Linked DNA regions of Homo sapiens: region 1 is linked to region 2. Evidence: read pairs that join two places in POLR2A ChIA-PET (ENCODE). Cell type or tissue: K562. All regions are shown on one strand. Links, peaks and the distances in the headings refer to the core of each region. The heading gives the core; the rest is flanking DNA. Region 1 has its middle 19 kb from the start of LINC02068. Region 2 holds the start of GHSR (growth hormone secretagogue receptor).

Region 1 (11,017 bases), core at 1,568-9,567, 160 kb before region 2:
TTTTTTGTTGTTGTTGTTGTTGTTTGTTTGCTTTTTGATTTTTTGAAACAGGGTATGGTTCTGTCGTCCAAACTGGAGTGCAGTGGTGCAGTCATGGCTCACTGCAGCCTCAACCTCCTGGACTCAAGCAATCTTCCCACCTCAGCCTCCCAAGTAGCTAGGACTACAGGCATGCACCACAAGTCCAGCTAATATTTTTATTTTGTAGAGACAAGTTCTCACCATGCTGCCCAGACTTAGTGTTTCTCAAAGGTTAACTGGCATATGAATTACTTGGGGACCTTGTTAGATTGCAGATTCTAATTCAGTAGGTCTAGATGGCCAGAGAGTCTAATTTTCTAATAAACTCCCAGGGATTTCCCTAATGCTGCTGGTCAGCTGACCACACTTTGAGTAGCAAGGCCTTACTGCACTTTGTTTTTTTTTTTTTTTTGAGAGGGAATCTGATTGGTTGCTAGCCAGCCAATAAATTGGTTGAGTGCAATCATCTGGGTCCTGCTCATATGCCCAATTAGTGGGAGCTATGGTTGGAAGTAGAGTCTCAGAATGAGAGACACGAGTGGGCAGGCAGCTCAAAAAAGATCAAACATTATACCCTTATCTGCATCCAAAGTTGCCACAAACATGAGCCAGCTATGAACAACAGAAAACCCTCTCTCCCTGTTGCAAACCTGCAACAACTCTGAGGAAAGTGGGGGGCTGCCTTCAGACTGATTCCAGGTTGTTGCAGGTTTGGAATAGGGAGAAAGGGTTTTCTGTTGTAAGTAGCTGGATCTTCCCCTAGGACCTCTGTTCCCAATCCTCAGCGGTAACCAGTTAACCCTCTAGGTGATATGCATTCTAACTTCTGGCTTGTTGTAATCTATTCCAGGTGTCTCCAGCTGATGGTGTAAGCAGAGTGTATTAGTTTGTTTTCACACAGCTGATAAAGACATATAGGAGACTAGGTAATTTATACAGAAAAAGAAGTTTAATGGACTCACAGTTCCACATGGCTGGGGAGGCCTTGCAATCATGGCAGAAGGTGAAGGCATGTCTTACATGGTGGCAGACAAGAGAGAATGATGAGAGCCAAGTGAAAGGGGAAACCCCTTATAAAAATATCAGCTCTCATGAAATTTATTCACTACCACTAGAACGGTATGGAGGAAACAACCCCCATGATTCAATTATCTCCCACGGGGTCCCTCCCAAAACATGTGAGAATTGTGGAAACTAGAATTCAAGATGAGATTTGGATGGGGACACAGCCAAACAATATCACAGAGGTAGTCACGTGTAAGATGCTGCCCCAGAGATTCTGATTCAGTGAGTCCAGTTTAGGGCCTGAGCACTGGGATTCTGAACAAGTTCCAAGGGTCATTCTGATGTATTGATATACCCCAGTTTGAGACCCACTGGACTGAATTTTTAAAAAATATTGCTTTGCATTGGGGTGGAGGTGTAGGGGGTAGTGGATGGGGTTCCTCACATAAAAATGCATATGTAATCATGTTACGTCAGTGGTTTTCAAATCCTCTGGAGGGCTTCTTAAAACACAGATTGTTAGTCCTACCCCAAAAGTTTCTGATTCAGTAGGTCTGGGGTGGGACTCAATGATTTACATTTTAACAAGGACTCAAGTGATGTTGCTGACCTATGCTGCTGTATTGTGAGAGCCCCTGTGTTATGTGAAGCTGCTACTGATGATCACCTGCTTCATAAACAGGATTGGTGGAAATAGTGTATGTAAACATTTATAAAATGGTTTAGAGCTATGAAAAATGTGACACAGTACTTGGTGAATTACTCAGAGAAATGAATAGAAAATGATTTCTATTATGGCTTTTTATATTTTTCCTTTTTTTGCGGGGGGGACAGGGTCTCACTCTGTCGCACAGGCTGGAGTACAGTGGTGCCATCTCGGCTCACTACAACCTCCACCTCCTGAGTTCAAGTGATTCTCCCACCTCAGCTTCCTAAGTAGCTGGGACTACAGGTGCATGTCACCATTCCTGGCTAGTTTTCGTATTTTTTGGTAGAGAGGAGTTTCACCATGTTAGCCAGGCTTCCCTCAAACTCCTGACCCCAAGTGATCCACCTGCATTGGCCTCCCAAAGTGCTGGATTACAGGCATGACCCACCATGCCCGGCCTAATTTTTTAAGGATCTAAGATAGAAAGGCCCACCTGAGGTGCATTATATTCTCCCTGCACATGAGGAGCATAAGTCAAGTCCAGATGGGAAGGTGATGGCAAGCTCAAACAGGCCCATTTGAGGAGCATTTAATATAGGGACTCTGTGCAGAGATGTGGGCACAATTAAGGAAACCAACAAGAGGCAGTACAATGCTCTGTGACTAGTAGTAACAGGCATCCTCATCGAGGCCTGGTAAGACAAAGAAGGGAATTATTCCCCACTCTAAGAGAGGGTAGCTATGTAAGGAAAGCCTGGAGGCAGCCGTATAAACCAACAGAGAAGCAGGCATGAAAACAGGTTCTCCAAACTTCATTCTCTGATATGGTTTTGTTCGGTTTTGCCACCATATCTCTGTTTGAATTATAATCCCCATTGTTGGAGGTAGGGTCTGGTGGAAGGTGACTGGATCATAGATTTGGATTTCTCATGAAGGATTAACACCATCCCCTTGATGCCATTCTCGTGATAGTGAGTGAGTTCTTGTGAGATCTGGTTGTTTAAAAATGTGTAGCACTGGCTGGACACGGTGGCTCACGCCTGTAATCCCAGCACTTTGGGAGGCTAAGGCAGCTGGATCATCTGAGGTCAGAAGTTCGAGACCCACCTGGCCAACATGGTGAAACCTCATCTCTACCAAAAATACAAAAATTAGCTGGGCATGCTGGTGGGTGCTTGTAATCTCAGCTATTCGGGAGGCTGAGGCAGGAAAATTGCTTGAACCCAGGAGGCAGAGGTTGCAGTGAGCCGAGATCACACCACTGCACTCCAGCCTGGACAACAGAGCGAGACACTGTCTCAAAAAAAAAAAAAAAGTGTGTAGCACCTCCCCCAACTTGCTCCTGCTCCAGCCATGTGACATGCTCTCTGCCCCTTGGCCTTCTGCCATGATTGTAAGTTTCCAGAGGCCTCCCCAGACACAAATGCCACTATGCTTTCTGTACAGTCTGCAGAACTGTGAGCCAATAAAACCCCTTTTCTTATAAATTACTCTGTCTCAAGTATTTCTTTATAGCAATGCAAGAATGGTATAATACATTCTCTTTCTGACTTCATTCTTCTGCCATTGCCTCCATGTTCTAAACAGAAACTAGGGTAGCTTGTTTGTGCAGGCCATATCGGTCAGACTCTGGGCCCACAGCAGGGCAGAGTACTGCGGGATGGATCTGGAAGGGCAAATAGAAGATATCCAGCCTGCAGGGCCTGTAGACTGAACCCCACATCTAATGCTTTGCACCCTATGGTTCACCAGCACAGATAATGAAATGGTGCCAATTGTAATCCCAAAAAACACAATCCCAGATGCCACCATCCCGAATGTCAAAATCCCCAAATCCTTAATTTCTAACTGAATCCCTAAACCATAGTGACAGATTTGAAATTAGGTGCAATCAAGGCCTCTAAAAGTGAATTTCAAGGTGTCACCAATAAAGTGTGCTTTTACTGTTCAGCCCAATGCATTTGGCAGAAAATTCAGATGAGTGGATTGACCACATGATATGGCAATGACAAAAACATCGGTTTAAAATCACATTATTGGCCAGGCGTGATGGCGTGCGCCTGTAATCCCAGCACTTTGGGAGGCCAAGGAGGGCGGATCACAAGGTCAGGAGATCGAGACCATCCTGGCTAGCACCACGAAACCCCATCTCTACTAAAAATACAAAAAATTAGCTGGGCATGGTGGCGGGCGCCTGTAGTCCCAGCCACTCGGGAGGCTGAGGCAGGAGAATGGCGTGAACCTGGGAGGTGTAGCTTGCAGTGAGCCGAGATCGTGCCACTGCACTCCAGCCTGGGCAACAGAGCGAGACTCTGTCTCAAAAAATAAATAAATAAATAAAAACACATTGTTTATCTGCATTGGCATTCCTTCCAGCTGATGAAACTCCAGTAGCTTTTAATGAATTAATGCCACATTTGCTTGAAGGAGCCAGCAAAGTTATGGACTGGTTGACAAATAATTCTGTGAACAGTAGGCTAAGAAAACACTTATGTAATAGTGTTGCTGTTCAATCTCCAGTAATGTTTACAGCAAATTTGTGGTCTGTATATGAGTGCATGTGGAATGAATTGCGTGCCTCTAAAACAACATAGAAGCATGTCACAGAAGATGGAAAATTTAATAGGGAATGCTCATATCAGTGCATATGAAATCATAAAAGAATTTCAAAAGGAGCAGCACCAGGTAGAAAATGAAAGTGAATGTATTCTCCAAAAGAGTCATGCCCTAAAAAAGAAAGCAGCTGTTCACCACAATATGCAAGACTTGCAAACATATGAAGGGACTTTACAAATATTATGGGAAATGCATCTTATGAAAACAACTACACATGGATTTCAATTTTTTTCCACCAAAATTAACTCATACTAACTTGTTGTAATGTGTCTAAACAGGATCTAGTTTGAGGCACTAAGAAGGAATAAGACATCAGTTTGAAAAGAGCCCCTATCAGAACAACATGAATTCTGCTAAAATTGAAGCAAGAACAAATATCAAATGTATGTTAATGTTTGGGTGGAAGAATTGTGAAATCACTGATATTTCATGGAAAGTTTATGGGGACAATGCCCCAAAGAAATTAGTAGTTCACAAATGGATAACTCATTTTAAGAAGGGAGACGACAATGTTGAATATGAGGCCCGCTGCTGCAGACCATCCACATCAGTTTGTAAAGAAAAAGTCTTGTTTGTGCCCCACTGGAAGCGGACTGACTATTTTAACAGCAGGAACAATAGCTGACACCGTAGACATCTTGATTAGTTTAGTTTACACAAATGTGATTGAAAAATTAAAGTTGAGCAAACTTTCCATTCAATGGGTGCCAAAATCATTGTGCTGGCAGCAGCGGGCCGTCCCAAGCGGCCCAGGCTGCAGTGAGGAGACATGGGCAGTGGCCACAGGAGCAGCAGTGGTGGTGGTGGGACCCCTGGCCCTGCATCACCACTCTTGCCTGCCACCACTATGGGGAGGGTGCAGGGAGGAGGCAGACAATCCCTGGAGTCTGCCCCTGGGAGTTTCCCAGGAGCCCACTGCCCTAGGGGCCACCATGATGGGGCTGGCTGAGCCACCTGCCAGCGAGAGAACAGCATGCTTGGGTGTGGCAGTGGCTCCCAGGAAGCCCCGAGGTGTTGGCGCCCCCACCGCTGCCCCTCACCCATGCTGCTCACATTGAGGCCTGCTGCTGCTGCCAGGGCCAGGGATGCCCTGGTCCTCCCATGAGCTATGTAGTCCTTCCTGGAGCCAGGGCACAGCCACAGCAGTTTGGCCACACCCCCACCCCACCTCAAGCCAGAGTCAGTGCCTGCATCACAACCTGCCCCTCAGGCAGGACTGCCAGGGACCACAGTGCCCTGCAGCTGCCAAGTATATAAGTGCAGCAAGAGGCCAGAGCGAGTGGCCAGAGAGGGACCCAGTGAGGACCTGGAGCCCTTGCCCCAGACTGTAAGGAAGTGTGGCCAGGGCTGCACACTCCATGGAGCTGGTGGTAGCCAGGGACAAGTGGGAGCCCGCCCCTTTGGAATTGGTGGGGTGGAAGCTCTCTGGGTACAGCTGCAGCCGCCCTGCTGCCACTCTGGACCTGGGCATCTCTGTGCTCTTGGGGGCCCAGGAAATTTCCCCTTATCCCTCCCTGCTCCACCCCTTGAGGTTCAGAAGTGACTGCTCCCACTGCCTGATTTCTCCCCACTGTCATCACCTGATCTGATCTCAGAGCAAGGATGACACCAAGACTGGGTGCTTTCACAGCCTGGCTGGGTGTGCACATGCTTGGGGCAGCACTTACATGCCAGCTTCCTGCTGTCTCAGCCCCCTCCTGATGTTGTGCACTGACAAGCATGGGAGGGAGGCCAAGGTAGTGCTGAGGACAGCCTGGCACTGGCCTGCAGATACTCTTTGGCATGAACAGCCTGGGCACCATGAATAGTGGCAGGAAGCAGGCTCCAGGGCAGAAGAGGGCTGGTCCCCAGTGAAGCCCCACCTTTAAGCCGGGGAGGGCTGGAAGGCTGGGGCCACCATCGCCAGTCCCTCGGGCCAGAGGAGGAACTTGTGGTGCTTTTCCTTGGGCCTGCCCATGGCCACCCATGGACAAATCAGCAAGTACTTCCTTCCCTCTGAGGCCCATAAAAAGCCCAGACTCAGCCAGACTTGGGGAGAGAACAGGAAGATCATAGAAGATGAGGGGACCTGCCTGCAGAGAGAAGCCACCCACTCTAGGACCTTCTCCCTGCTGACAGCTGCAGAGATGATGGGCCTGCCTGTCTGCAGAGAGGAGCTATTCACTCTAGGGCCTCCTCTCTGCTGTAAGCTGAACACTCAACGGGATGACCTGCCTGCAAAGAGGAGCTCCCTACTCTAGGGTCTCCTCTCTGCTAGGAGCTGAACACTCATCAGGACACCCTGGCTGAGGAAACGAGATACCCCATGTGGGTTTCCTCTGGGCTGTTCTATCCTCAATAAAGCTCCTCTTTGTCTTGCTCACCCTCCACTTGTCTGCATACCTCATTCTTCCTGGTTGCAGGACAAGAACTTGGGCCCCACCAAATGGCGAGGCTAAAAGAGCTGTAACACAAGCAGGGCTGAAACATGCCCCACAAACAGGGCTGAGACAAGACCCTGGCTCGCCATGTTATGGGCAAAGAGAAGGAGAGAAAAGCTGCGGCCCTTCAGGGACCCCAGACCTGGGAGCATCCTGAGCCAGGACTATGACTCCCTCTTTGGGGCCCTGCAGTTCCTGGCATCTCCAAGCTACTGGGCACCACTCATTCCCCAGTGCCAGCTGGGGAAGCTACTTGTGGTGCGCCTGGTACAGCTGCAGGCTCGCAGAGAGCTGGCACCCATGCTGGCACCTGGAGCTGCCTGCCCCATGGTAGCAACAGCGTGTCTGACTGTGCAGTGGCCAGACCCCATGCTCACTCACACACCCCTCACCATTCCACACCTGACTTGCAGTCTCCTTGGAGGGGTGAGGTCCAGGCTGGTAGCGTGAGCTGAATGCAGCCTGCCAGGCCAAGTGGGTGGAATGAGCCCAGCAGTCCTGAGCAAAACCTAGGCAAAGGCGCCACCAGCCACAGATGTTTCTGGCCAGAAAAGCAACATGCGCATAGCTGCAAACCAGAGCAGAGCTTTCAATGGAAATTTTTTAAAAGTGAGATTGAGATTCTCAAGTATTTCTTCAAAGCATTGTAACAGGAGAAGAACTGTGGCTTTACCAGTGTGATCCTGAGGACAAAGCACAATCACAGCAGTGGCTACCAAGAGGTGAAAGTGGTGCAGTCAAAGCACAAGCAGCCTGGTCAAGGGCCAAGGTCATGGCAATAGTCTTTGGGATGTGCTAGGCATTCTGCTTGTTGACTTTCTGGAGGGCAAAAAAATGATAACATATGAAAATGTTTTCAGAAAGTTAGCTAAAGCTTTAGTAGAAAAATATCCAGGCAAGTTTCAACAGAAAGTCCCTCTCCACCACAACAATACTGCTGCTTATTCAGAGGAATAACCCTCACTAAATAAGGGCAATTTTGTGAGATTTTAAATGGGAAATAATTAGGTATCCACCTTAGAGTTCTGACTTGGTTCCTTCTGACTTCTTTTATTTCCTAACTTTAAAAAATCTGGCCAGGCGTGGTGGCTCATGCCTGTAATCCCAGCACTTTGGGAAGCTGAGGTGGGAGGATCAAGAGGTCACGAGATCGAGACCATCCTGGCTAACACGATGAAACCCTGTCTCTAATAAAAAAAAATACAAAAAAATTAGCTGGGCGTGGTGGTGGGTGCCTGTAGTCCCAGCTACTCGGGAGGCTGAGGCAGGAGAATGGTGTGAACCCAGGAGGCAGAGCTTGCAGTGAGCCGAGATTGCGCCACTGCACTCCAGCCTGGGCGATAGAGCGAGACTCTGTCTCAAAAAAAAAAAAAAAAAAAAAAAAAAAAAAAATCTGTAAAGGGCAGCCATTTTTCTTCAGTTAATAATGTAAAAATGGTGACAGTGACATGGTTAAATTCTCAGGACCCTCAGTTCTTTAGGGATGAACTAAATGGTGGGTATTATTGGTTACAAAAATGTCTTGACCTTGATGGAGCTTATATTGAGAAATAAAGTTTATATTTTTGTTTTTATCTTTAAGTTCCATTTTTCTATGAACTTTTTGAAGTCTCTTCATAGTAAATGACCTTAAACCCTCCTGGGTTTAAGCAATTCTCCTGCTTCTGCCTCTGGAGTAGCTGGGATCATAGGTGTGCACCACCACACCCGGCTAATGTGTGTGTGTCTGTGTGTGTGTGTATTTTTATATTTTTAGTAGAGATGAGGTTTCACCATGTTGGCCTGGCTGGTCTCAAACCCCTGACCTCGTGATCCACCTGCCTCAGCCTCCCAAAGTGCTGTGATTACAGGCATGAGCCATCGCGTCTGGCCCCGTTAATTAATTTTTAAATGTGGAAATAGCCTTTCATACCCGGGATAAATCTCACTTGGTTGTAATATATAATTCTTTTTATACATTGTTGAATTCAATCTGATAATATTTATTTATTTATTTATTTATTTATTTATTTATTAAAAGGAGTTTCGCTCTTTTTGCCCAGGCTGGAGTGCAATGGCGTGATCTCGGCTCACTGCAACCTCCACCTTTCCTTTTCATTCTATGAGGCCACCATCACCATAATACCAAAACTAGACAAAGGCATTAAAGAAAACTATAGACCGGCCGGGCGCGGTGGCTCACGCCTGTAATCCCAGCACTTTGGGAGGCCGAGGCGGGCGGATCACGAGGTCAGGAGATCGAGACCATCCTGGCTAACATGGTGAAACCCCGTCTCTACTAAAAATACAAAAAATTAGCCGGGTGTGGTAGCGGGCCCCTGTAGTCCCAGCTACTCGGGAGGCTGAGGCAGGAGAATGGCGTGAACCCGGGAGGCGGAGCTTGCAGTGAGCCGAGATCGCGCCACTGCACTCCAGCCTGGGCGACAGAGCGAGACTCCGTCTCAAAAAAAAAAAAAAAAAGAAAACTATAGACCAATATCTCTCAGGAACACACATGCAAAAATCCTTAGCAATCTGCTAATATTTTGCTATCAGTTATTGCTGATAATTTTTCTTGCTCTAAAGTCTGCTCTGTTTAAAATGAATATAGCACTCCTACTTTCCTTTGATTATTGTTAGTGTGGTATATCTTTCTGCATCCATTTACTTGTAATCTATATTACCTTTATATTTAAAGTGGGTTTCTTATAGACAAGATATAGCTGGGTCTTGGTAGTTTGATCTTTCTTCTCCTTCCGAGACTCTCATTACTCATATGTGACACCTTTTATAGTTGTCCCATAGTTCTTGGATATTCTATTCTCTTTTTTTCAGTCTTTGTTCTCTTTGCTTTTCAGGTTTGGAGGTTTGTATTGAGATATCCTCAAACTCAGAGGTTCTTTGCTCTGCTATGTCCAGTCTACTAATAAGCCCATCAAAGGCATTTTCTGTTACAGTGTTTTTGATATCTTGTATTTCTTTTTGGTTCTTTCTTAGGATATCCATCTGTCTGCTTGCATTGCCCATCTGTTCTTGCATGCTTTGTACTTTATCTATTAGAGCTCTTAGCATATTAATCATAGTTGTATTAAATTCCCTGTTAATTCCAACATTCCTGCCATATCTGATTCTGGTTTTGATGCTTGCTCTGCCTGTTTAAACTCTTTATTTTGCTTTTTAATATGTCGTGTATTTTTTTCTAGATAGCTAGAAAACTAAGTACTGGGTGAAAGAAACTGCTATAAACAAGACCTTAGTAGTATGGTAGTAAGGTGTAAGCAGGGTAGGAAGCATTCTGTAGTCCTGTGATTGGGCTCTTTTAGTGAGTCTATGCCTCTAGATTGTGAACTACATGCATACTTCTCAGTCCTCCCAACCTCACCTTTGGTGGAACAGGGTGGCCAGAGCAGGCTGGAGTTGGGCATTTTCTTTCTTCCAGGTCAGTCAGGCTCTGATAAAAGCCCAGCAGGTTTGGCTCTTGTTAAATTATTTATCGGGAGGAAAGACCTTGTTAAGAAGAACAAAATGCTCTAGTGTATTTCAAAATGGTTCCTTTACCTCCCCTCTTCCTGCCAGAAGCACAGGGGTATTTTTCTCTAATATTCACTCTGCTGACCTGATAGATCTCTTGCAGGTAAGACAAACAAAAGTGTAGGCCCCCTTCCCCCAGCTGGGCCCCCCTGGAATTTTTAATTCTCAAAGTTGTTGTATTAGTGTGTTCTCATGCTGCTAATAAACACATACCCAAGACTGGGTAATTTATAAAGAAAAATAAGTTTAATTGACACAGTTTCACATGGTTGGGGAGGCCTCAGAATCACAGCAGAAGGTGAAGGAGGAGCAAAGGCACGTCTTACATGGCGGCAGGCAAGAGAGTGTGTGCGGGGGAAATGCCCTTTATAAAACCATCAGATCTTGTGAGACTTATTCACTATCATGAGAACGGCACAGAAAAAACCGTCCCCCATGATTCAATCGTCTCCCACTGGGTCCCTCCCATGATATGTAGGGCTTATGGGAGCTACAATTCAAGATGAGATTGGATGGGGACACAGCTGAACCATATCAGTTCTTTACATTGAACTTTCAGCAATTCGTCAATTACAGTTCAGATTTTTCCTACTCTGGCTTTGGTTCTGGCGGAGGTGGCTACTTGCGAGCTTCTGTTTGCCGCGTTGTGATTCTCTGTATTCACCTCTTGGTCACTCAAATTTTGGGGGCAGTGATTTTCCCTGTGACTTCACTTATCTTGTGGATCTAGGAGGAGCTGTTGATTTTTAAGTTTAGCTTTTTACTTGTTGTTAGGATAGAGTGGTGTCTTCCAACC
Region 2 (11,017 bases), core at 2,797-10,796:
TCACCGTGTTAGCCAGGATGGTCTCGATCTCCTGACCTTGTGATCTGCCCACCTCAGCCTCCCAAAGTGCTGGGATTACAGGCGTGAGCCATCATGCCCGGCCGAAATCCTAATGTTAAATGTAAGGGTATTAGGTGGTGTGGTGGTGGGGCCTTTGGTGGGTGAGTAGGTCATGGCAATGGAGTCTTCATGAATGGGATAGTAACCATATAAAAGAGGTCCCAGAAAGCTTCCTCACCCCTTCTGCCATGTGAGGATGCAGTGAGAAGATGGCTATCTAGGAAATCAGAAAGGATGTCATCACTGGACACAAAATCTGCCTTGATTTTGGATTTCCCAGCCTCTAGAACTGTGAGAAATAAATTTCTGTTGCTTATAAGCCACCTGGCCTATGATATTCTGTTACTGTGGTACAGACTAAGAGGATAACTAAACTCCCAATAAATTGTTATGGTACAATAAAAATACTCATAATATAAAAGTTCCTCAAAAATGTATCTTCCATGTACCTTTTTTCAACAAGTTATTGGAGAATGTGCACCTTCTTAACAGAAAGTGAACCGAAAAAGAGGAAGACACAGTACCTGGCCAGGCAAAGGAGGTACCCAAGAGGATGGTGAACAATCAGGACAATAACCTGTGTAACAAGCCCAGAGAGTACTAGTTCAGATTGGAGTAGCGGAGTGTAGGTATCCAGAAGCACTGTCCCAAAGAAACAGGTCGAAATGCGTAAAATAACCTGTTGAGTTAAAAAATGTTGAGAGGAAGATTAGTAGTAGTTATTCAGAAACTAGGCAAATCATCCAATAAGGTGGTTATAACACCAAGGAAAACAAAAGGTGTTTCAAGAAAGGAGAATATTATCACAGTGTACTATGTGGTTCAGATTTAGTAATATCTACATCAGCATAAAATGTGAATATTGAGGATAAATCTAATCCCAAAATTATAGTATGATTACATTTGGAAGATGAAAGAGGGGAGGGTGTGTGTGTGTGTGTGTGTGTGTGTGTATGTGTGTGCGTGTACCCATATATGGGTGATTCATGAGTTGAGAGTATAAAAGAAATAAATAAGCTTCTTTCATAACAGTATACCAATACATAATAATGCATAATGCATAAATCAGTGCCAATATGGTTTAATAAGCCCTGTATAAGTATTTGAAATTATAAACCTATATGTAACTTTGATAACTATTAATAGATAAATTCTGGTATTAACTAGGCTTTAAAGGACTAGGTAAAAGTAGTAATGCTTAATATCAGATGCAAAACTAGTGGTATGAGTATCAGTAAAAATATGGAAAGTCCCACTGAAATATCTATGGGGAAAATTCAAAAAGAGATGGGTATAGGAGACTTTCTAACATGTTTGAGTTTTTAAGAAACATGTTACTTCTATAGTCAGAAAATCACAAAGATTTTAAAATGAATCTCTAAATTGTAAAATTATTTTAATTTTCATAGTGATTACTTATGATAATAGGTCTCATTTGCTAATTAGAAAATGATTTTTACCGGATGTGGTGGCTCACACCTGTAATCTCACCACTTTGGGAGGCCAAGGCAGGGGGATCGCTTGAGCTCAGGAGTTTCCGACCAGTCTGGGCAAGATGGCAAGACTCCATCTTTACAAAAAATAAAAAAAATTAGCCAAGCCTGGTGGTGTGCACCTGCAGTCCTAGCTACTTAAGAAGCTGAGGTGGGAGGATCCCTTGAGCCCAGGAGTTCGAGAATGCAGTGAGCTGTGATTGTGGCACTGCATGCCAGTCTGGGCTAGAGAGCAGGATCCTATCTCTTAAAAAATAATGCTGCTGATGATTTTTAAGGTACTTGAATGCGAAGATTATTTTAGATATATATTTCTACTCCTCTGTTGATATACTTGATATTAAATATACATTCTTACAGCTTGCTGGTCTGGAAAGAGCAATGTGTACTTCTTGCTTTGAAATATGTACATGACATTATTTAAATGAGGCTACATGATGTGGTAGAGAGAGTATAAGTGATGAAGCCAGATATATTAGTACATTGTGTTCAAAGCTTGAATAGAACATTAAAATAAATGATATATTTTATGAAAAGTACAATATAGTGTTTAAATTTCCTTATAAGCCTTCTTATATGTTCTATATTTTTATTAAAATGAAATATAAATTTAATCAACACAGGAAATGTTTGTTTTAGGTGCTCTACTACCTACAAGACATTGTACTAGGTCATCTAAAGAAAAATATGTCTTTGCTTTCAAATTACTTACAGTCACATTGGGAAACATGGCAGAAACTGTAAATTGTTTATTCAAATCTAGAACCCTGGGAGTGATAACGTGCCCTGCTATAAATGTGTATTTTCCAGCCTCTCTTGAAAATGGAGTTGGCCAATGTAACGTGAGAGTTTTGAGTCAGAATTTTAAGAAAGCTCTTTATCCCTGCCTCTCTGTTTCTTCTTGCCTGGAACTCATTTAGATGACTGGGAGCTCCAGCACCAATCTTGAGCCAGGAAGCAACCTTGATATTGGAAGCCACTCACAAAGGATGGTGGAGCAGAGAGGCAAAAGGAGCATGAGTTCCTGATACGAGTCCTGGGCAGTCTATATTCCGATTTCCCTTAGAAGCAAAATGAATCCATAAGATTTTATGTTTTTTCAGTCTCTTTTTTAGGTTTCCTGATGTATGTATCCAATCTTTATCCTGATTAATACATGAAATATGGTATCAAAAAGTGAAATTTTAATAATTAAAGAGTACATGGCACATGGCAGTGTACAATTCATTGAGTGGTACAAATCCAGCATGGATAGGCAGTATATAGTGCCTGAGTGTTGAGACTGGGCTCTGAAAATACATATAGAAATTTAATACAAGACAAGAGTCACCTTAAATTATTAAGGAAAAGGCAAACTTTTTAATAAATGATGCTGAAACAACTGAGTAACCATTTGGAAAAGGATAAAATTGGATCCATATATCATTTCATGTTCCAAGATAAATTGCAAATGGATTCAGAAATATAAGTGTTAAAAACTAAAGCCAAAAAATAATAGAACAAAACACAGATTCCTTTATAACTTAGCAGTGAGTAAAGCCTGCATAAATATGACTCAAAATCCAGAAACAATAACAACAAAGACTGACTAATTTGATGACACAGAAATTTAAAACTTGTGTGTGTCAAATAAAGAAAAATACCCATAAGTAAAATTGAAAAGACAAATGAACAGCTGGGAAAAAATATTTTCTATTTATGTTCTTCCAAAGGACTATCTCTCCAACACAGAAAGAGCTCCTAGAAATCAATTTTTAAAAGCAGAAAAACAACCCAATAGAAAAATGGGCAAAAGTCATAGTCCAGCAGTTCACGTGAAAAGAAAAGCAAATGGCCCTTAAACATATGAAAATATGCTCATCTCACTCAAAATAAAGGAATGCAAAGGAAAAACACAATGAGAAACCATTTCTCACCTAACAATTAAATTGGCAAAAATTCAAAAGTTGACAACACTATGGTAGAGGCTGGGAGAAATCAGGCACTCTCATCCATTGCTAGTGAAGATAAAAGGTGATACAATCCCATGGAGAGGAATGTAGCAATATATAACAAAATTACAGGTACTTTGACCCTTTGATTCAACAATCCCACTTATAAGAATATAATGTAATGTTGTATCTGTTACTTCATACCAAATTTCTCTATATATGTTTTCACAGCCCAGACTTGACGATCAGGCACTATACACTGTGTCTCCATGCTGTATTGTGCCATTCAATGATTTGTATACCGCCATGTATCATCTCTTCTTTTATTAAATTATTTTATATTATTTTGTAATACAGCTGTACACATATAAAATGATATATACATTATCATTTATAGCAATAAAAGATTATTAAAAACACAAATATTCATCAATAAACATTGGTTATATGAAACTAAGGTACATCTTCATAAATGGAAACTGTGTAACTTTCTCTAGGTGGATTATTGAAAGAAAACATTAAAAAATTGCTATGAGAGAATCCCAGGATATAATATTAAATTGAAAAGGCAACACAGAAGACAGTCTGGTATGAATGTATGGTATACTACCTTTTAGTAGGTCACACACACACACACACACACACACACACATAAACTTAGAAAAAGAAACACACACGACAGATAAATTAGAAGCTAAAATTTTTAAATGTTATCTTTTGAAAAGTAGGAAAAGAAAATAACATTTTCCTGGGTATACTTTTGTTTAAAGTTTTAAATTTAGAACCATACTTTAACATTTTAATTGTTAGATCAAGAAAATGTTTTATATATTAAAAACTAAAATTTTAAAGCAAATTTAAAATTTAAAAATAAATAGAAAATTTAAAAATTGAAAGTAATGGAAACAAATGAACCATGTATCAAATTGGTAAATAACCACACATAGAAAAACATTGTTTCAAGTAATTTGAAAATACAGCAATTGTACAAACTTAGTGGGATATACTGTAAGGACAAAAGAGAACTGCAAAAACATCTCAAACTTCATTTGTCAATTTTATTATTAGTGGTAATGCTGACGTTATTAGTCTGAAATCATTTTATGTATAAGATAATTATGTTTATGTTGTTAGAAACAAGATGTTCAGTATAAATATCAACTCAAAGAAGTTAATAATTGGAAATTGAATCAGAAATATCTATACAAATGTATGAGTTTTGAACTTTAATTTGAAAGTAATTTTAAACTTATAGAAAATGTGCAATTATAGTGCAAAGAAAATCATTTTACCGTTTCGTAAGATTTACCTGTTATTAACATTTTGCCCCATTTGCTTCCTCATTTGCTCTATCTACACACACACACACACACACACACACACACACACACATGATTTTTTTGAAACAATTGAGAGTAAGCTGCATAAATCACAGTTGAGTGTGCATCTCTAAGAATAAGAACATCCTCTTCCATGTAGCTGTCAACTTCAATAAACCGAACATTGATCAGAAATTAAAATTAGAAATTACATTTAGTTGTTATGTCTCTTTGGTGTCATTTGTTCTGGAACATTTTCTCAGTCTTCCTTTGTCTTATGTAACATTGAAATTTTTGGAATAATTTTTTAAATAAATGATTCCTCATTTTGAGTTTGTCTGATGTTTCCTTGTGATTAGATTGAGGTTCTTCGTTTCTAGCTGGAATGCATATAAGTGACATTGTGTCCTTCCCAGGGTATCATAGTGGTGATGTTAGTTTTGTTCATCTGCTCAGGGTCTGTCTGATTTATCTACAGTATCATAATTATCATCTCATGATTTATAGATATCTAGATATTGTGAGATGATAATGATTATACACACACTCATCTATATATGTGTATATATATGTATATAGTACATAGCCTATATATATACACACCATATATATGTATAGAATATATAGCAATATATATATTATAGCAATAAAAGATTATTAAAAACTCACAAATATTTATCAATAAACTGGTTAAATGAAACTAAGGTACATCTTCATAATGGAAACTATGTAACTTTATTTATATGTATAGAATATACATATAATGTGTATACATATGTATATATCCTACCTTTGTCTGCAGAACCTAGACCATAATGCTCCAGGGATAATAACCAACCCCACTGCCCAAATGTTGGTCTCTAAATGCTGTTTCCCACTGCGGATACCAGGGATTCTTGAAATAATGGTTGCTCCTAGGTATAGTGTGGAGAATTTACAAGGTGAGCTTGAGGCATCTCATTGTGCCACAAAACACAGCATGTAAGCTCTAAAAATCTAAGTGAGTTATGTCAAAAGGACCCTGGAACCAACTTGAAGTGGATCTCATTGGCCAAAGATGGGACAATTTGAGTGTCTAAAAGAAAACAATCGCCGTAACTGATTGGTATGCACTTACTATATAAAAATCCACAAGTCAATAATAATACTCTTTACACCATTCATAGAACAAGGCATACTGAATGTCACTCCAAAATGCTTTTGTGTCCGTTGTCTGAATGGTTGAGCAAGTTTTCCTTTTTCTGATGGAACTGAACTTTTCCAAGATCCAGCTCAGATGCTGCTTCCTCTGAGAGGCCTTCCCTAAAGCCTCCACGTGGTTCATTCATTCTCTGAATTCCAACAGGGCTCATTGTACATGCCTCTTTAAATGCACCTATCAATACTGTACTAGCATTACTTATTTAACTGTATTTTTCTCTCTAGACTATAAGTTTATAAATATAGGATCTGTCTGGGTTTTATTTATTTTGTTATCCTAGTACCTACCACTTACTAGAGATAGTTTTATATACGGTATTACATAATATTTCACATGTTGTGAATAAATAGAGCAACTACAATAGCACCCTCTGTTTCTTCTTGGTCATGCAATATAGATTTGTCTATATTTTAGAAACTGGTTGAGTGCCATTAAATGGCTGGCTATTTTAGCTAACATGAAAATTTTTTTTATCACAATAGTTTTGGTGGTTTTTGTTTTCAGTTTTTTCAACTATCAGCCATAGCTTTAGCACTGAGTAGACTAGAAATATATCCAACAATATTTTCCTGATTCTCAGTCTTAGGCAATAACTTCCCATAGTATTCTGATTTATCCCAGTCCACTTTCTCTCCCTTTCTTTCCACATACATCAACCTACTGATAATATAGGTCAGGGAGTAACAAAGTTATTGATTAAATAAAAACTTGTTTGTAATTGGTAGTTTGACTTAGTTGTAATACTTAAAAAATAGTAGTCTGAAATTAATGTTTTAAAAACTCAATTTGGGGCCGGGCACAGTGGCTCACGGCTGTAATCCCAGCACTTTGGGAGACCGAGGCGGGCAGATCACGAGGTCAGGAGTTCGAGACAAGACTGGCCAGTATGGTGAAACCCTGTCTCTTCTAAAAATACAAAAAAAAATTATCCAGGCGTGGTGGCACACGCCTGTAGTCCCAGCTACTAGAGAGACTGAGGCAGAAGAGTTGCTTGAACCTGGACTTATGCGCTCAGAAGTCCAAACGGGTGGGAGATCCAATACTGGGAGGCGGAGGTTGCAGTGAGCAGAGATCGCGCCACTGCACTCCAGCCTGGGCGACAGAGGGAGACTCCGTCTCAAAACAAAACAAAACAAAACCAGCAAAACAAAACAAAACAAAGCAAAACGAAACAAAACTCAGTTTGGTCCAATGTCTAACACACCAGCGGCAACCAAACCACTATGTTAAATTTCCTGTATCAAACTTCTCTCATGTAGTAATTTACTGCATGGAGTCTTTCACGCATTTGTGCACACATTCAGTCTTAGGTCTTTGTGGACTTTTAAGTATTAACAATTTAGGTAGTAGAGGTGGTACAAACTGTCTGTGAAAGGCAAGTACAAACGCATTCAACTGAGGGGGATACTCTCTCATACACAGTACGTGGTATCTCATCGGGTGAGCGCCGATGTGTATGGTCAAGGCAGTGACTAACGCCGGCCTGTGCTTCGTGGGAGTCTGCCCTGCTCCTCCGTGGGGTAGGACTGAGGCGTTAGAAGCGCAAGTTAAAAACGGTGGGAGTGACAGGGAAGCCATTCCTCCAGCGGCGCTTTGCGGTAGGATGGATGTGGCGCTGGCCACAGTGCTGAATATGTTCCTGGGGCGGTCCCGAGGTCGGTGGGCCGGGAGGGGCCGGTCGGATTTGTGAATTCGCTGGCAACTGGCAGTCTCATGCCTTCGGGTGCTGATTTCTGGCTCTGAGCAGGAGACGCACAGACCGCGTCCAGAGGGTCACCTTGCTAGTGTAGGGGTGGCCTTTGACCTGTTCCCACCGGCACAGCTTCTACTTCTCAACAGCAACGCGTCTTCTATTTATTGAGTGCCTCCGGTGGTCCCTGACACTTGATATCACCCCCAGTGGTCCGCACAAATCATTGCAATTCAAAGAAAAAGACGTAATGCTCAGGAGGTTGAAGACCTTGCCCAAGGGAATACGGCTACTAAATGGCTGATCTCTCTCAGTTATGCCTCAAAAAATGTTTCCTGCACACTCTCGACGCGCCAGCCTCACAGCCTCTTCTTCACTTGCCGCCTCCACACACCTCCAACCCTGCCTTTTTCCTTTCTCCTGTTCCCTCCCTGACCAACCTCGGCACCCCGCCACCAGGTTTGCATCAAGCAAAAGTAATATACCCTACAGCAGACTCTCTACCACTACCGAGTGATACAAAGGACTGGGATTCTGGACAGGGTTTACTCACATATCTTGCCCCTGTGCGCTCAGAAGTCCCAACCGGGTGGGAGATCCGACACTGGTCCCCGAGTCCCCAGCTCGCTGTGTGACCTTGGACAAGTAGTCACATCGCTGAACCTGGGTCCTATAACTGCGTGAGACTATTCTTTGGTGCTCACCGGTATGAATACAAACACAAGGTCCTTCTTTTCTCTCTCTATCCCCCTTCCCAAGTCGAGTTGGTCAAGCTCGCTTTTTCTTTCCACCAGGGCCATAGCCAGCTGCAGCCTTGTGGAGGAAGAAATCAGGTCCCAGCTGCTAAAGGTGTCCTCCCCACCGCCACCGTCGTCTTCACCCCCACCCCCGGGTGTGACCTGTCCTTCCGGGGCACACTAGTCCAGCGTCGCCCAGGGCTTCGGAGAGAGCGCCTCACGCTCCCGCTTCGCGGCGCCTGGTCCCTGCGGTCCCCACTCGCTGCGACGCTTTGGGAAGTGCGAGATGGAACTGGATCGAGAACGCAAATGCGAGGCAGGGCTGGTGACAGGTATGCGTGTGGGCGCCGGCCGGAGGATGTGTTGGGAGAAACTTTGGGGGAGTTGGTGGGGGAAAGGGGAGGTGTCAGAGAAAGCAGTGGGTCACTCTCTCACCCACTGACCACCAGTCTCTCTCCCTCTTCCTTGTCCCCATCTCACCTTCTTCCTCGGCTTCTGCCTCTCACCTCCCTCTCTTTCTTCTCCAAGCATCCTCCCTACGCGTCTGCACCCGCTCCTCCCTCGCACCCTCCCGCGCCTAAGCGGACCTCCTCGGGAGCCAGCTCGGTCCAGCCTCCCAGCGCAGTCACGTCCCAGAGCCTGTTCAGCTGAGCCGGCAGCATGTGGAACGCGACGCCCAGCGAAGAGCCGGGGTTCAACCTCACACTGGCCGACCTGGACTGGGATGCTTCCCCCGGCAACGACTCGCTGGGCGACGAGCTGCTGCAGCTCTTCCCCGCGCCGCTGCTGGCGGGCGTCACAGCCACCTGCGTGGCACTCTTCGTGGTGGGCATCGCTGGCAACCTGCTCACCATGCTGGTGGTGTCGCGCTTCCGCGAGCTGCGCACCACCACCAACCTCTACCTGTCCAGCATGGCCTTCTCCGATCTGCTCATCTTCCTCTGCATGCCCCTGGACCTCGTTCGCCTCTGGCAGTACCGGCCCTGGAACTTCGGCGACCTCCTCTGCAAACTCTTCCAATTCGTCAGTGAGAGCTGCACCTACGCCACGGTGCTCACCATCACAGCGCTGAGCGTCGAGCGCTACTTCGCCATCTGCTTCCCACTCCGGGCCAAGGTGGTGGTCACCAAGGGGCGGGTGAAGCTGGTCATCTTCGTCATCTGGGCCGTGGCCTTCTGCAGCGCCGGGCCCATCTTCGTGCTAGTCGGGGTGGAGCACGAGAACGGCACCGACCCTTGGGACACCAACGAGTGCCGCCCCACCGAGTTTGCGGTGCGCTCTGGACTGCTCACGGTCATGGTGTGGGTGTCCAGCATCTTCTTCTTCCTTCCTGTCTTCTGTCTCACGGTCCTCTACAGTCTCATCGGCAGGAAGCTGTGGCGGAGGAGGCGCGGCGATGCTGTCGTGGGTGCCTCGCTCAGGGACCAGAACCACAAGCAAACCGTGAAAATGCTGGGTGGGTCTCAGCGCGCGCTCAGGCTTTCTCTCGCGGGTCCTATCCTCTCCCTGTGCCTTCTCCCTTCTCTCTGAGTCTCCATCTCTATTTCCCCCTGAGTCGCTACCTCTTTCTTCAGTTTCTCTGGGCCTCTGTCTCTCTGCGTTTCTCTCAATTATTCTCTCCTCTTGCTTTCTTGAGTGATGTTTTTGATCTCTCAATCTTTCTCTCTGTCTCTGTCTCTCTCTCTCCTCCCCCTTTACTTTGTCAGTGTCTTTCTTACCGTCTCTATCTCTTTGTGTCTCTTTCTTCCTGTCTCTCCTTTCTCTCTTTCATGCAAAAATGTCCCATATTTGTATTTCCCTAAAATAAATTTTATATCAGCCCAGAAACTCCACTTTAAAAATCGAGATATCTTATAAAAGTCCATTGTGGTCTTTAAGCGTTAAAAGTGAGGACTGACTTCCTGCCTCAAGTAGGATTTGTGAATATCTAAGTTACATTAAGAAAAGCAGGGTTTGGATCTAGAAAGCGTTCAGCGGTAAATTCAACCAAAGACATGATCAATTTGGATAATCCTCTTAGAGATTATTCATTTTTCTTTCAATATTGTGATTTGTTTTCTGCCCTGCATTTTTTCAGATAATTGCATCAATTCTGTTTACCCTGCTGCTGTTCATACAGCTTTGTAAGGAAGTCAGTGACAAATCAGTGAAGTCTCATTTGTTTTTATGATTACCTGCCTCTTCAGGTAGGATAGACTAGGATAAGGTAAGGATAAACTAGATTAAACAAAGCTCCAACAGGAGGAAAGGAGACTTTGTGGAAACCAACAGAATTCACTACTTCCCCAAATGACCCTTCAGGAACATCTGGGCACAATGTCATAACTGGATTTGCTGAATGTTTATTGCACAAATTCAGCTTCTTTAAGTATATGTGTTTGGTACAAGTGAAGTAATAATAAATATGGTTACAGCCCAGCAAAATATTAACTCTACTTGCATTTTCAAAACCAAGGTCTGTATATTTTATTATTTAGATATTATAGTCAAGACTTCATACTTAATGGCATATTTTAAGGCTTCTTAGAAGCCATTCCAGGATGATTTCATATTTCCAATTTTACAGTTCCTGGATCCTCCATATTA

Evidence for each region. Peaks named below come from ENCODE experiments on the same cell type or tissue, not always from the same donor. Only the 100,000 strongest peaks of a DNase experiment are listed, where the experiment ranks them.
Region 1: POLR2A ChIA-PET joins it to region 2 with 5 read pairs; 4 of 35 experiments call an interaction of 5 or more read pairs at or near these places.

What each region holds. Positions count from the first base shown.
Region 1 is chr3:172,609,515-172,620,531 of GRCh38, reverse strand. No RefSeq gene overlaps it. Among named protein-coding and RNA genes, the nearest start is that of LINC02068, 19 kb to the right of the region's middle. RefSeq lists an enhancer at 7,048-7,549. In K562, for the core only: no CTCF peak of the experiment used is centred there; no DNase peak of the experiment used is centred there.
Region 2 is chr3:172,446,488-172,457,504 of GRCh38, reverse strand. It overlaps GHSR (growth hormone secretagogue receptor), which reads left to right and starts at 9,049. Exons shown (of 2, transcript NM_198407.2): 1 at 9,049-9,887. The coding sequence starts at 9,092. RefSeq lists enhancers at 7,170-7,670, 7,671-8,171, 9,123-9,890. In K562, for the core only: no CTCF peak of the experiment used is centred there; a DNase peak (open chromatin) is centred at 7,624; H3K27me3 peaks cover 3,320 bases.